2 separate regions of the Homo sapiens genome follow, and region 2 is linked to region 1. A link is a contact called in ENCODE Hi-C or POLR2A ChIA-PET data. All regions are on one chromosome and are shown on one strand. The core of a region is the stretch at or near the end of the contact, and the rest is flanking DNA. Distances in the headings are between cores, read along the strand shown.

Region 1 (7,618 bases), core at 1,580-4,079:
CAGATGAGGATGCAGGCTCAGGAAGGTGAAATACCCTCCCACAACCTCATAGCCAGGAGGTCTGGCTCTCAGGACCACTGCCTACCCAGGGGCCCCACCCTGTGCAATGACTCACGCTGGCCCGAGGGCCTGCTCCAGTTGTCCTGCTAAGAGCTGGAAGCAGCTGGCCCTGTGCAGCTGCCCGGAGCTGCCTCTTCCATCCCTCTCCCCATCTCGTCTCCTGTCTCTCTGCCCTTCTTTCTGACTTCCCTGAGGTAGGGCACAAAGTCACTCTCCTACTGTCCTTGCTTCACCACCACCCTCTTCCTCTGCATCCAGCCCGTGTGCCTGGTGCAGGCTACCGAGGTTTGGGAATGCGCGAGCCACCTGCGACGTGACCACAGGCAGCTTCCACACCTCTCTGAGCTTCTACTCATTACCTTTAAGGTGAGGAAGTCATCAGTCTACATCAGTGCTTGCCTAACCTTGGTCACTTTCATTCCGTTCATACTATGTTTAAAACAATTCTTTAATTCACTTAGGTCTGCTATTGCTACCTAATTTAACTGCATGCTAAATAATAACATTCATGAACTCATCAGTCCAAAAACTTCACTATGAGAATGTAAAAGGTTTGTCCATGGACCTTCTAAAGTCATCGTTATCCCACCAGAAGTACATGTATCTCTCTTTGGGAACCCTCAACGGGGTAACCAGTGTCTCTCTGAGTCCTAGGATCTTCTGATTATGGCTGGGTGATGGGTTTTTCAGCTCTCACCACCCTGGTTCTCATGTACACCCAGCAATGGGCGTGCGTCCACCTGCCTGTTCACCCATCTAATGAGTACCTGCTGAGTACGGAGCCCTGGGCTAGACTAAGGGATCTGTAACTGGAAGACATTCCAGCTGATGGAGAGACAGTTGCAAGGAGTCAGCCCTCATCTAGTGCTGCTACGATGGGGGTGTGTGACAGCGACATGGAGGGGATAGGGATGGAAACCAAGAAAGAGCACGAAAGAGTGACAGTTGAGCCATACCCTGATGGATGGGAGGTGTCCAGGCATTGCGGGCAGAGGGACAGTCAGAGGCAAAGACATGGAGGTGCGATCTTCAGAGCACAGTCCGGGAGGCAGGGAGCAGCCCCACGTTGGGGACAAGGGATGTGACTGAGAGTAGTGAGGGCTAGGGGCCAGGCCGAAAAGGATCCCAACTGATGCTGACATGTGCAGGTTGGCAGGTCATTGCTGAGCCCAGGGCTCATGAAGTTTGTCCCTTTGGGAGTCTAAGGCTGATGAAGGGGCTGTCTGGGATGTCCTCTGGACCCCTAGGCTTTCCCTTCTGGCTGTGTCTTGGAACGCAGCCTCTGCTCGCGGGCTGTAGGCAGAGCTGCCCACTCCTGCCACTGGCACCGCTTGCCCCAGGGGACCTAAGCTGCAGATGTGCATGGTGATTGAATCATTTCTGCACACCACTGCTCACACAGCTCCCCGGGGACCCCCACTTGCCTGTGCAAGCTGTCATGAGATGTGTGTGCTCAAGTGCATCTGTGTTGGCATCCAGCATGTGCACATACCTGCTGTGAAGTATGCAAGGGGTCACATGTGTATGTGCCTATGCACACGTGTGCTGTGCAGACGCCTCTCTCTGGGTGCGTGTGCATTATGTGGACTGATGAACTAGTGAGGCCTCAAAGGTGGGAAATAAAACACTTGTGTTGGGACAGCTGACTGTTCGGTTGGCTGCCACCCTTGGGAGCTAGCTGCCTGTGGAGCTCCACATTTCTGTGGGGCAGCTAGAAGCACCTCATCCCTGTGTCCAGTGAGGAGCCCCCTGAGGGCTGTTTGCCTCCCCCAGCCGTTGAGACCGTTGAGATGCTTCTCTCCTTGCTGACTTGGCAGCCCAGAGATATCCAGGGCTCTATTTGGACCTGTCAGAGGGGCTCCAGCCCAGCTCTGCTCACGATGCCCTCCGTGTCCTCTTCCTCTCCCCACCTCCGCTTCCCACCCTGCTGCATGAGGGCATGAGGCAGGTGTTCCCAGGCCTTTTCAGCTCTCAACGTTCTATCCTCCAAGCAGCCCTCTATACATAATAGCCGCTAACTTTTCTTGAACTAGTCTTCTGCACCAGGCGCCGCTAAGCATAGACACCCTCGCTCTGCTGGGTGGTGAGAAGTGTAAATGGAAGCTTGGTCCCGAAAGACGTCCCACGGGAGTTGGGAAGACCGAGCTGACCCCATGTTACCATCCAAAAACTTCCATTTGCCCAACTAAGCCCAGCCAAGCGTAAGGTGCAAGAAGAAGCACAGAGCTGTGAAAGGGGCAGCGTCTTGGCCTTGGGCTGCCCTGGAAGAACAGCTCCCGGGGCTGCCGGGCCTTCAGCCTCCCCATGGACCTGCCTTGGGACAGGCTTTGCAGCTTCAAAAGCAGGCATTCTCCTCTTGTGGGGATGGTGTTTTCTGAACAGCCGGAGCTCCTCACAGGGAATCCTAAGAGGCTGGTATTTGACAGGCTGCCAAAGGCTGGCCAGCCCGATCCTGTGCTTTGCAGACAGCGAAATGGAGGTCCAGCTCTCTGCCCTATTCACTCAGCAAAGCAGGGTCCTGATCCCCCATGCTGATTAGCTTTGCATGGCTCCTGGCTGCTCTGACCAGGAGACATGGCGGGGGTCCTGAGCCGGGATGGGGGTAGCCTGCTTGGTCTCACCCCCCATTCAGGGGCAGTAGGAAGGGCTGAGGCCACGGGTGCACCTGGGGCCAGGCCGACAGTGATCTGTTGGGCGGGAGCCCGGCCTCTCCGGCTATAGAGCTGCAGCCACGGAGGATTTGTAGCGACTTGTAAAGGCTTAAAGGAGTCCAGGAGCCCGGAGGCGGAGGCAGCGGCCCAGCTGAGTGGCGCTCTTGTGGCGAAGGGCGACCTCTGCTGGCCACCAGGTGCGTGTCACCTCCCAAAGGTGGCCGGTGTGCAGGGAGCCCAGTGATGTAAGTGACTGGATTTGGGCAGGTTGGGTGGAACAAGAAGGTCATCTCCTGGGGCCCAGTCACAGCCGGAGGTGGGGACTACCAGGAAGCTCTGACTGCCAGTCATGGGGAGTGCAAAGAACAGCACATTAACAGCTGGAAAGGTAGAGGGTTTGAATCTCAGCCCAGCAGCTTTCCGGCTGTGTCACCTTGGGCAATTTGCTTCACCTCTCTGAGCCTTTTAAGGATGAAGAAAATTAGCACTGCATAGGGCCTGGCCTGGTGCCTGAACATAGCAGGTGTAGAACAAATGGAAGATCCCAGCCTGCCCCTCAACAAGCTGTCTCTTGCATGCCTCCCTCAGCGCACCCTTCCTCTCTTTATGCCTGAGACCCTTTGCTCTCTAGGCCTTTGACCCTTTTACTCCAGAGACTGGAGCCTCCATCTCCTCCATTCCTGGGGTTAGTAACCGCAGTTCTCCATCATTGACCTCAACAGTTTAAAAATGTCACCTCACCTGTAGGTGCCTCCATAATCCGCTAGCCATTTGTTCTTTTATTAAGAAACACAGGACACAGCGCTGTCCCTGTGGTCTGCGATGTCCCTCCTGCCATCCATCTACCCACCCTTGGGTCTCACAGGTGTTGCAAGCCCAGACACTCACCCCTCGGTTCCTGTGAGCTGCAGCCCTGCCTGGGAGCAAAGCCCCCCTGGGACCTGGACCCAGCCCAGTGCCCCTTGGCCTTGAACAAAACACTGATGGGCCCCAGGCTCCTCAGAGTAAAACCAGTTGAGGCAGAGCGGGTAGATAGGGGACCTGAAAGCACCTTCGGCCCTTAATATTCCAGGAATCTTTCTGTCCAGAAGCCAGTTCAGTCCAGCCGCCGGCCTCCAGACAAGACTGCCCGTGACCCCACGTGGGGCCAGCCCGAAGGTGGACAGTCCCATCTCCCAGTTTGCTGTTAACTTCTTAAAGCAGGACCTGGGCCCCCGCTATGACTAAACAGAAAAGAACTGCCTCTGAGCCCTGTGGTCGCCAGCTGGGTGGATCTAAGCTCCTGTGCCTGCTTGGGGCTTCCAGGCAACAAGCATTTATCAAGGCCCACCGGGCTCTGCCCCCGGACACAATGTCAGGAGAAAGTTCCTCTTGAGAGGTAGACCCTTATGGGTCACTGACTTGCCCCTCTGCAGCATCCTGTTCTGCAGATGGGGAAACCAAGGCCAGGAAACCAGAGAAGCCCACTCGAAGTCCATCCTGGCTGGGGACACCTGGGTGCTCACTGGAGTGAGGGAGAGGACGGAGGGCCTGGAAGCACACCTGGAACCTCCACAGTGTGCAGGTCTGGCCCCCAGGTCACTTAGGTTTGTCAACAGCGCCCCCTGCTGGCTGCCTGGGCCACCGGTGGCCCTTTGTCCTGGTGGGCAGTGGCCTGCCGACAGCAGGATGAAGGCCTGCCGGGCATGAGGTTTCTTTGTACTTCTCTTCTGTCTCCTCCAGCTAGGAGCTGAGCCAACCCAGGCCTTTGTGGGATGGGTCTCCCTGTCCTGGCTGGCTGTGAAAGTTGAATTCTCTATTGGAACCCTGGCTACCAGTGTTCACCCATGCCCCCACGTGGGACCCAGGCCTTCACTGCCGCATGGGTATCACATGGTGCCTGGGAGACCACCAGGGTCCTTTGGCTCTGATGGGGCCTGGCACCAGGAACTGAGATGGCCTTGCTGAAGGTGGCACTGTCTTGCTCCTGCTCTGGGCTCTCTGTGTCCTTGTCTTCCACACCATGGTTTGTCCCTGACCCCAGGAGCCTTTGTCATGTGGATGCTGGCTGAGGGTCTGTGTGGGTAAACTCAGGAGGACAAATACAGCTCCCGCTTGGGTGACCTACAGAAGTAGCAAGCGGAGCTGCCCTGATTACGCCCCTGCCAACCCAGACCATACACACACACACACATACACACACACACACACACACACACACACACACCTGTACCCTGTCCCCTCCCCAGGACCTGTTCAAGAGTAAAAACTGTAAAGGGAAAGCCAGGATTCTAGAGCTGGCTCCTATCCAACAAGCTGTAACCTCCAAGCCTTAGTTTCTTCATCTGTAAAATGGGGATGTAACTACATTTTCTTATCTGTGCTGTGCCTGGACCAGTACCTGACTCATAGGAGGAGCTCAGCACATGGTCATCTAGTAGGTAAATGTGGGCTTGGACCAAGAGTTCCTTGAACACAAGAAAATGATTTCATTTTAATCTCCGCACGCCCAACCCATCTGGCCTAGGACCCCGCACAGTGTCGTTATTAAAAAGCATTTTGGCCAGGTGTGGTGGCTCACGCCTGTAATCCCAGCACTTTTGGAGGCTGAGATGGGTGGATCACGAGATCAAGAGATCGAGACCATCCTGGCTAACATGGTGAAACCCCATCTCTACTAAAAATACAAAAAACTAGCCGGACGTGGTGGTGGGCGCCTGTAGTCCCAGCTACTCGGGAGGCTGAGGCAGGAGAATGGCGTGAACCCGGGAGGCAGAGCTTGCAGTGAGTGGAGATCACGCCACTGCACTCCAGCCTGGGCGACAGACTCTGTCTCAAAAACAAACAAACAAACAAAAAAGCATTTCTTGGAGAGAAGAAGCATGTACAGATGAGCAAGTGGAGACTAAAGATGTTTGAGTGGATGAGTAGACAGGTGAACAGGCGGGCATTTGTTTTTATTATTGTTACTTATTTATTTTTAAATTTTCTTTTTGGATGCTCCCTCACCCCCCTCCTCCTTCCCCAGGCAGGTATTTCGATAGATAAATGATGGGTGGAGAAATTGGGCTTCAGGGTGTGACATGTGTGATAGGTGGTGGGTGGGATGAATGGAGGGATGGTTGGCAGGGTGAGGGTGGAAGAAATAAATATGGGTACAACCCCCACTTTCCCCTTCTTGCTGTAGAGCTCCAGAAAGCACTTATCAAAAATACAAATTCCCAGATGACCCAGCAACTCCACTTCTGAGCCTATGTTCTCTAGACTAATTCACACACGTGTGATGTGCCGATGTGAACGGTTATTCCTGCAGCACTGCAATGATAAAAATTTGGAGCCGGGCGCAGTCGCTCACGCCTGTAATCCCAGCACTTTGGGGGGCCGAGGTGGGCAGATTGCCTGAGGTCGGGAGTTCGAGACCAGCCTGGCCAGTATGGTGAAACCCCATCTCTATTAAAAATATAAAAATTAGCCAGGCGTGGTGGCAGGCGCCTGTAATCCCAGCTACTTGGGAAGCTAAGGCAGGAGAATCACTTGAACCTGGGAGGCGGAGGCTGCAGTGAGCCAAGATCACGCCATTGCACTCCGCCTGGGCAACAGAGCGAGACTCAGTCTCAAAAAAAAAAAAATTGGAAAAAGCTTCAGGGTCCCTCGTTTCAGGCTGGAGTGTGAGCCCCCAGAGCAGAGGGGCCTTGTCTGAGGGCTCAAGCCTTAGAACAGCACCTGGCAGGGGGCGATGGGCAGATGTTAGTTGGATAATGCTTCATCATACCTAGGAATACTGTGCGGCCATTAAAAAATGAAAAGGTGGCCAGGCGTGGTGGCTCACACCTGTAATCTCAGCACTTTGGGAGGCCGAGGCAGGGGAATCACGAGATCAGGAGATTGAGACCATCCTGGCTAACACAGTGAAACCCCGTCTCTGCTAAAAATACAAAAAATTAGCCAGGCATAGTGGCAGCACCTGTGGCCCCAGCTACTTGGGATGCTGAGGCTGGAGAATCGCTTGAACCTGGGAGGCAGAGGTTACAGTGAGCCAAGATTGCGCCACTGCACTCCAGCCTGGGCGACAAAGTGAAACTCCATCTCAAAAAAAAAAAGTTCTTTGTGTCTTGATGTGGAATAAACTTTGAGATGTATCATCAAGAGGGGGGAAAAGAAAGCAACATCCAAATAATGTGTATAGAATGTTATTATTTTATGTTTTTAAAAATGTGGCAAGAAATAGTGTGTGTAGATATTTGCTTCTAGATGAGACTCTCCAGAAGGGGGACTGATGGCACTGGTTCTCCTAGAAAGGGCACCAGGGGACTGGGGACGGGGTCTGGACCCAGGACTCGATATCTTTGTGGACTTTCTGATTTTTGAACCATGCAAATGAATTACCTGTTCAGACACACATGGAGCAATGAGAATTGCACCAAGAGCTACACATCCTTTAAAGCAATTGGAGGAGGAACAGGACTTTCTTCCAAAGGCTGGGGCCAGGCAATGGTGTTGGGTCCCTCAACAAGCGTGTGTAGAAGGCAGACAGGCAGACAGGCAGGCAGACACAACCTACACTTCCACCAGCTGCGAGGACTTGGCACATCTGGGGCCTCAGTTTCCTCATCTCTAAAATGGAGATGATCCTGGCCTTAGAGAGTGTGTGTGAAAAGGAAAGGAGAGAATGCAGGTGTCCAGCACGTGAAAAGTCCTGGCTGACATGGCCAGAGATGAGGGGTCTTTAGTGGGGAGTGCGACAGAGTAGCAGGGAAGGCTTAGGGCCCCAGGTCTCCTGTCCAGCACCCTGGGTGTGATCCAAGTGTCTGCAGCCTGAACTGTCCACTGGGGGCAGGAGGGCAAATCGAACTGGCAGCGGGCAGTCTTCTGCCTTGGCCCAAGGACCTGGACCCCTAACAGTGGGTGGACTAGGGCTGTACAGTCCT
Region 2 (7,618 bases), core at 2,500-4,999, 45 kb before region 1:
TGGCCCGCAGACCTTTCCCAAGCAACAGACCAAAGGCAGAGCCGCTCCTGCTGAGTTGGACTAGACACCCCCTTCTTCTACCCTCCCTCACCCCCTAGATGCCCCAAAGGCTATAATATACCATGGACTCCAGCTACAAAACCACTGGTCCAGGTGCAGCATGTTGGCAGCTCTGCCATTTATCACAGGGACTTCTCTCTGAGCCTTGGCTCCCCTCCTGTGTGGCCCCAACGTTGGGCTTTGGGATTCTCCCTGAGTTTGGGGATTGTCCCTGTAGTCAGGGAACGGCTGGGTGGCCACAGTTTCCCAGCAGACATCTGCCCTCTGGGTGGGGAGGGCGGAAGGAAAACACCAGACACAGGCAGGGCTGGGGCTGGGCGGGTGCTCTGCCCCCTCCCTCTGCTCCCGCTTCCGCCCCGACTCTGCTGGGCTTCCCACCCAGCAAACCCCTGGCACATCCAGGAAGCAGAAAACAAGTGCTTGGGGAGGGCATTCTTCTGGGTGAAGAAGGGCAGCCGGTCACTTGTCCTTCAGAGACACAGAAGCCTGGGCCACATGACTACCTGACCCACAAGTGGCTGTGCGTGTGTGTAGTGTACGTGTGTGTGTGTGTGTGTGTGTGTGTGTATATCCCTGTCCCTGGCCAAGGAAACCTTAGCCATCACGTGGCTGGTTTCTCTCGCTATTTGTCCAAGTAAGCAGTTCAGGCCAGCTGCAGCCAGGAGGCCGTGACACAGAGCCAGGGAGAAGGGCCACATTGGTGTGGGTGGTGGCAGCGAGGATCGCCATGGGCATCAGGGAGCCCCGAGCTGGGTCCTAGAGCTCTTGGGCCTCAGAATCTGGTATGGGGAGGCCTGGGCTGGGGAATGGCCTTGTTCTGATCCTCTGCCCTCCCTGGACGACTGACCTCCCTGCCCCAACCCATCTGTCAAGAAAAGGCACAGAGCTTGATAACAGAGAACTCTCTCAGCCCTAAATAGAGAGGGTGGGCACCTTCTGACCAGGGGGAGCCGAGAAAGACAGAGTCCTCACCAGAGAAAGGGACACACATGGGCACAACCACCATGTGTATGGCCCCTGGAGTGTGCTTTAGAGCCCTGGCCTCCGTGGCAGGAGTGTGGAAGCCAGGCCTCCCGTGTGCATCCATCAGGCCACTGAATTATTAGCACCTACTGTGTGCCAGGACCTGGGCTAGGCAGGGATAGGGGTTGTCAGAACACAGACCTTCTGGAAACTTCGTCAAACCCTCGCCTCTGTGACATATTTTCTTCCCATTGGATGGGCAGCATCACCTTTCATTGCAAAACCCCTGTGATCTTGTCATGAGCTGGCCATTTCCCACCCCACTGCCATTCCAGGAGGATGCAACCCCTACATTGTTGCAGGGCTCAGGAAGAGCAGTGAGAGGCACCGCCGAGCCTCTCATGGACCAAGCAGGTGTTTCTAGCCAGGGAGAGTGTCCCCTTCCTCTAGGGAGGTGTGAGCCAGACCCTGGGCTTCCAAAGCAAATGTGTGCATGTGGGCAGAACACAGAGGCCCTGGGCTCGGACACCTGGGGGCCTTCTCCTAGCCCACATGGGGAGCAGAGCACCAGGGGAAGTGGCAGCTGCAGAGTGGGGCCTCCCCAGGCCTTCATCGAGGTTTGTCAGCCTGCATACTGTGTCTTGCATAGATGACACCATCTCTGGGGGCCTGGAGGAGGAGGGCTGTGGTGGCTTTTTGGGGCCATGCTTCTGAGAGCCCACCTGCATTCATGTGTCTGTTTGTCCACCTCCTCCCTGCTTCTTCCCTCTTTCCTTCCTTTGACAAACATTTCCTGGCAGCCAAGTCTGTATGGGGCCCACGCTCCACAAAAGATACATCCCTCACCCTGCATGATCACGGCCGAACTGGAATCCAGCAACATTCCAGGGTGGGCCCAGGGCCAGGCCCAGGTAAGGCCTAGGAGAGAGCTGGCTCTTGGCTAGGAGGCAGGGCATGGCTGACCCCACAGGCTCCCCTGGGTTCTGAGGAAGCTTAGGCGTACTTCCCCAGGATAGGCCAACGGCAGAGCCCACCAGGTGCCTGAGACAAGGGGGTGTAGAGAGCCAGCATCAAGGCCACACAGAGCATCATCAGACCTTGTCTCTGTTGTGATGAGGTCTAGGGTATTCAATCTGGAAGAGTCCCACAGGCTCGTGTGCTCAGGCTGTTCTAGGAAACGCCTGTCCGGAAAAGGGGTGGAGCTGGGTGGCCAGGGCTGAGGGTGACGCAGATCCGCCATCATGCCACCTACAACTGAATGTGGATTCTGGGCCGGGGTTTTTAATAAAGCTGCTGGGTCAGCATCCCAGAATGCTGCCTAGGCCTGTATGTCCCCAGCCTCAGCTTGCATATCTCTGGGGTCACGAGGCTTACTACTGCCGTCTTGTAGTTCCTCCTGGGACATGGGGTCCTGGCCTCCCACCAGGCTGACGCTGACTTCTGTCTTCCACCCTGCTTGTCTTAGGGCCACAGACTTTAGGCCCTTGGCAGTTTCCAATTGAGTCCCTCCCGGGCTTTCCTCCCTGCAGGCAGAGCATCAAGCTGGGTCTGTACGTGGCCCCGCCAGGGCCTGTTTGATTGGGGTAATCTGGACAAGTCATCAGTGGCCTGCGCTGGCAGCCAGGGTGTGGCTAAAGTCAGTTCCTGCCTAAGCTGGGCTGACCCACCTTCTCACCACTCAGGAGCTCCCGGAGCCAGGAGGGACTGCTGTGAGTTTGCCTTCATGAGGAGGCCCTTGGGCTGCCTTTGGTACAGGCAGGAGACCTGGATCCCTGCTCTGTCCCTATCTCTGTCCCTGTCCCTGGGGTAATCTCGAGCAAGGCTGGGCCCCAGGCAGGCCCACACCCCCTCCCATCTGTGTTCATCCCCAGCACTAAGCCAAGAGGCTTTTGTCCCTGGTGGGCTGTCGGCCAGCTGGAAGAGTCCTCCTTGCTCTCTGGCCTATTTGCTTTCTGAGTCCCTCTGCCCTGGGAGAGCATGAATGGGCAGGAGAGGGGACTGGAGAGGGCTGAGGGCCTCTGTTCAGATCTCTGCCCTCACTGGGTCGGGCTGCCAACCTCTGCACTCCCACCATACCCCCAACCTGTGGACAGGTGAGCCTCCAGTTCCTGAGGCCACAGGGAATGGGCTGGATTCACCTGGAGGCCATGGGTAGCCTTGCAGCCCCTGGGCCAAGCTCCCCTCCCACCCAGACTCCTCCAGACACTTCAGGGGTTCAGGCATGCCAAGTCAGGGTGGGGTGAAGGGGTCTTTCTCTAGGCGCTGTGCCTGTGGTTGACATCACGTTGTCCTCATGTGGGGCTGCGTGGCCCCGTGGGGTGGCACGCCTTCTGCAAGAGCTCGCCCTCCAGGAAGTTCTGCATTCGAAGCCTGAACTTGGCCTTGGTTCACTCTTCCTCTCATCCTGGTCTCTTGGGCATGACTTCTCCCAGGGGACACTGCTGTCTGCTGACTTGGAAAGGCAGGGATTCAATCAGGGGCCCCCGCTCAGCTGTGTCTGAAGTGTGCCCTCCTGGGAAGAAAACCCAGCAGCACTTTTGTCGAGGCCTCACACTGGAAAATGAACGGTGGGAGGCCTAGAGGTAAGAGGCCAAAGGCCACTAAGCAGGCCAGCGTGGCCTGCCCACTCCAGCCCCCAGAAAGCATTGGTGCTTCTGAGGAGGCTTGCTCGGCCCTCCCTCTCCCCTGGGCTGGGTGGGGCCAGTGGGACAGGAAGCCAGGGCGGGGCTGGAGGATGGGGCTCAGGGTGGCCTGGGCCTGAGCCAGGGATGAGGCGAAACCCAACCCTGGCCTGGCCCCGGGCCGCAGCCGTGCAGGTCACTAGGCCTCGGCGAGTGGCCACCCGCCCACCCAACAGGAAGCCCTGCCCAGACACCACCTTTGCCCCACCCCGTATTCTCTACGGCTGGCACTTCTCCTATTTCCCATGAGAGCTGCTGCCAGGAATCCTGCCCTCTTGAGAAAGGAAGCCCGACCTCGGGCCGCCCTGCCTCTGGCCTGCGCTGACCCCCTCCCTGGGCCTCCCCGTGGTGGCAGCTCTGGGCCCACGCCCGTCCTGCACCCCCCACACATGCTAATGACTTATCTCCTCTCAGACAAAGCCTGTGACCCTTGGGGACCTAGCAGGAGAAACCTCACAGTGGGACTAGGCCTGGGAGCCAGGAGGCTGGGGCTCTTGGTCTGGGATCCTCCACCAACCTGCTGGTGCACCTGGGCAAGTCACTCAGCCACTCTGGGTCTCATCTGTAGAAAAACAGGGAGAGGCAGACGCTCTGCCCAGCAATGAGCATCCCATGGGATAAAGGGTTTGGGGTGGGTTGAATGTGTGCCCTGTGAAGACAGCCAGGCTTGGGGGGTGATAACACAAAACCTCCCCATCCACCCCTGTCTGCCTGGAAAGGAGCCCCTTCTCTCATCTCCCAGAAGCCGGGCGACGGAGCATGCCTCCGTCTCTCAGCTCTGCTCAGGGAGCTGGGCCAGAAGCAGGGATGGGGCTGTGCTGAGGGGCAGGCTGTCCCACCACCCTCCCAACCCCATCCTCTTCCTCCCTCCTGGTGGGTGCTCTCTGACCCATGACCCACCTCCCCAAGTAAGCCCAAGCCCACCTCAGTATCAGCAGGGGTAGCAGCTTAGGGAATCAACTGTGTCTTAAAGGGGGCCAAGCAGAGGGGTCAGGGCACCACGGGGAAAGACCAGAGTCGTTGTGACATTGGATGGGTTAAGACAGATCCGGGGGCCACCTTGAGCTCCTGGGCGAGCTGAAAGCTTGTCAGCAGCAGGGAAGACCAGGCACCTGAGCAGCCAAGCCCCTGCCATGGGGTGGCCACAGCTCAGACTCTGGTGGCCTTGGACACATTGCTGCTCTGAGCCTCAGTGTCTGCATCTGGCAAGTGGACCTTTCAGAGCCAGTGTCTTAGGGTGCTGTGAGAAGTCCTTAAGATTTGGGGACACAGTGCTGGGCCCCCTGCGGCCCTTCCCTTTGAATCAGCCTTTTCCCTGTGAGGGAAACATTACAGGTCAGGATTAGGACTAGATTTCGTAGGCAGTGGGGAGCCACTGAAAGTTCTTAGAGGAGTAGTGAGTTCATGGGGAGAGGAACCGGCAGCAGAGAAGCCTGGCACACTCATCCGGTGTTGGAGCCCTGATTCAAGAGGGGTCATGGGGCAAAGAAAGTTAGCCCAAGTGGGTGTCAGCACCAGCTGGGCTTGGGAGGCCTCAGTTTTCCTCCTGTAGCTGGGTGCCTGTCCGCAAGGCTGGAGAGGCGCTGCTCAGAGCCAGCACTGAGGGTGGCACCACCACCCCTCCTTCTTCCTCTGGTGCCCCTGAGTCCCACCGGCGTGGGGTTGTCTGGGTTTGCCACTCAGGCCCGGGTGGGCCCCACTGCCTCTCCCTCCCTCCATGGCTTTCTAGCTCTGAATGGGAGTGGACTCTGGAGGCTGCAGTGGGCTGCGGGATGTGAGCCAGGGTGGGGGCATTGGCGGTGGGTGGAGTCACGGGCTGGGTGGCCATGAGTCAGGAATTGCTGGGCCTGTGTGTCATCTGGCTGCGTGCTGTGCTGGCTCCTCCCGCCTGTCTGCCTCATCTCGCCCGCCGCCATCTGGGCCCCCTGGGCTGCTCCACCAGGTGATGGTGCTCTGCTCTGTTTATAAGAGTTCAAAACGTAGGATGGAGTAGTCAGGGGACCGGGCTCTAGGGCCCAGGCTCCCCCAACACCAGAGGTGACCTTGGGCAGGTCCCCTTCCTCTTCTCTGAGCCAATTTCCCCCATTGAAGAGTGGATATTAGGCTGGCCAAGGGATTTCAGCCATGGCCCCAGATGAGATCCGAGGCAGCTTTGAAAGATAGCCCAGCCCAGTACAGTGGCTCACACCTGTAATCCCAGCACTTTGGGAGGCTGAGGCAAGAGGAGCACTTGAGCTCAGGAGTTTGAGACCAGCCTGGGCAACATGGCAAAACCCTGTCTCTACAAAAAATATAAAAAATTAGCTGGGTGTGGTGGTGGGCGCTTGCAGTCCCAGCTACTTGGAGGGTTGAGGTGGGAGGATCGCTTGAGCCCAGGAGGTCGAAGCTACAGTGATCAGAGATTACACCACTGCACTCCAGCCTGAGTTACAAAGTGAGACTCTGTCTCAAAAAAAGAAAAGAAAGAAAAAAGATAACCCACCCCAAACAAGTTAAATCAGATCTCCGGGGCGGGGCCTGCGGCCAGGCTTGAAAGCTCTAGTCTGGATGGCCTCAGACGGGCTGCTTTCTCCGCCCTGCCCGGATCCCCAGGCAGCACTGTGGGCTGGTGCATGGGTTCTGGAGCCCAGAGGCTGTGCTGAGTACAGCTCTACCACTTTCTAATACTGGGCAAGTGAATTCATGCCTCTGAGCCTCTGTTTCCTCATCTGTGAGATGGGGCTAACACCACCCACCTTATAGAATCTGTACCAGTGTCAGCCACCATGTTCTTTGATCTAAGCCAGTTATGCACCACTGCTGCCTTCACTGCCCATTCATTCTTCCAGAAAATATTCGGGGATTCCTGGACCTGCCAGCCTGGTACTGGGTGCTGTGGCAACAGGAAGAGGAAACCCACCATGGGGGTCCAGCCTTTTAGGCCTTTCCAGGGCCCCAGAGGATGGGTTCTGTCTGTTGATGGGCAGGTGAAGGGTGACTCCCCTGAGAATCTCACCGTGTCGCTGGACTGAGGGAACCCCTCTTTCTGAAAGAACGAATGAGACCCCAGATTCAAGGGAGAAGAAGGGGCATCCTAGGACTTCCCTGACAGCCTCAGCTGGGAAGCCCCTGGGGAGGCTCTGAATGCCTTCTGGGGTGGGCCCTGGGCCATGCTCTGGGCAGATGCTGGCTCAAACAGGGCTGGCAGTAGACAGAACAGAATAAGGACCCTCCTCCTTGTAGTCCATCACTGGGCTGGACTATGTCCTCCATCCCGTGGTCCTCCTGGCAGCCCAGGGCATTGGCAGGCATCGTTCCTCCTGCTTGGCAGATAGAGAGACAGAGATGTCAAGGGATGGGAGGCACTTGCCTAGGTCAAGGGCTGGATTTGAACCTCACTTCTGTATAAACAAAATCCCAGTGGGGAAAGTCGAGCTTCCCTGGGAATCTGCCCTGGTGGGACTAAAACGTGATCGGCAAACCTGTCATCCCCTTTCTTCCCTGGCCTTCCAGCAGGTCCCCTGCAGACCACCACTGGCTGTCCTTGCGGGAGAGACCTGATGTTCCTGTAAATAGCAAGTGCTCCTGTTGCCTGGGCTCTGAAAGCCAGAGGTTGAACCATGCACTTGTCACCCACTAAACCTTCTCCCTCCTCATGACCCATTGGAGAAACTGAGGCAGAGAGAGGTGCAGGGACTTGGCTAAGGCCATGTGGCTTGTGAGCCGGCCAGGATTTCATCCAGGCCTGGGTGAGGTTAGAGCCTGTGCCCAGACCCGCCACCACCCGCTAGCAAGAACAGGACTTTCCTTTGTCCGGCATTTTTAACTCTGGGTCTTGGCCATCACTTCAGACTGGCCTGGCCCACGTGTGGCCAGAATCCCAAAGGGATGCCTGTTTGGGAAGCGTGACCGCCAGGGGGCTGGCACCTGGCCCA

The links. Hi-C counts contacts between places; a loop is a spot of excess contacts on that map. ChIA-PET counts read pairs that join two places held with the same protein, here RNA polymerase II (POLR2A). Pooled maps may share reads with other maps.
Region 2: a loop to region 1 is called in a map of spleen, with 7 times the contacts of the local background. The contact joins two enhancer-like sites. A Hi-C loop is called at or near these places in 30 of 168 maps with a recorded cell type or tissue (Caco-2, HCT116, HepG2 and 17 more) and 20 of 50 pooled maps. POLR2A ChIA-PET finds 5 or more read pairs at or near these places in 13 of 52 experiments (A549, AG04450, H1 and 9 more).

The regions. Positions count from the first base shown.
Region 1 is chr10:79,192,727-79,200,344 of GRCh38, forward strand. The region is part of intron 4 of ZMIZ1 (zinc finger MIZ-type containing 1); the gene reads left to right. Among named protein-coding and RNA genes, the nearest start is that of ZMIZ1, 130 kb to the left of the region's middle. RefSeq lists an enhancer at 3,079-3,168. Within about 2 kb of position 2,830, at least 23 of the 41 ENCODE cell types and tissues checked have a DNase peak (open chromatin) inside an H3K27ac peak, as active enhancers do; they include ascending aorta, dorsolateral prefrontal cortex, gastrocnemius medialis and 2 more, where a contact is called at or near this core.
Region 2 is chr10:79,146,347-79,153,964 of GRCh38, forward strand. All of the region lies in intron 3 of ZMIZ1 (zinc finger MIZ-type containing 1), which reads left to right. Among named protein-coding and RNA genes, the nearest start is that of ZMIZ1, 81 kb to the left of the region's middle. RefSeq lists an enhancer at 477-566 and silencers at 3,657-3,716, 3,777-3,856. Within about 2 kb of position 3,750, at least 37 of the 41 ENCODE cell types and tissues checked have a DNase peak (open chromatin) inside an H3K27ac peak, as active enhancers do; they include ascending aorta, dorsolateral prefrontal cortex, gastrocnemius medialis and 2 more, where a contact is called at or near this core.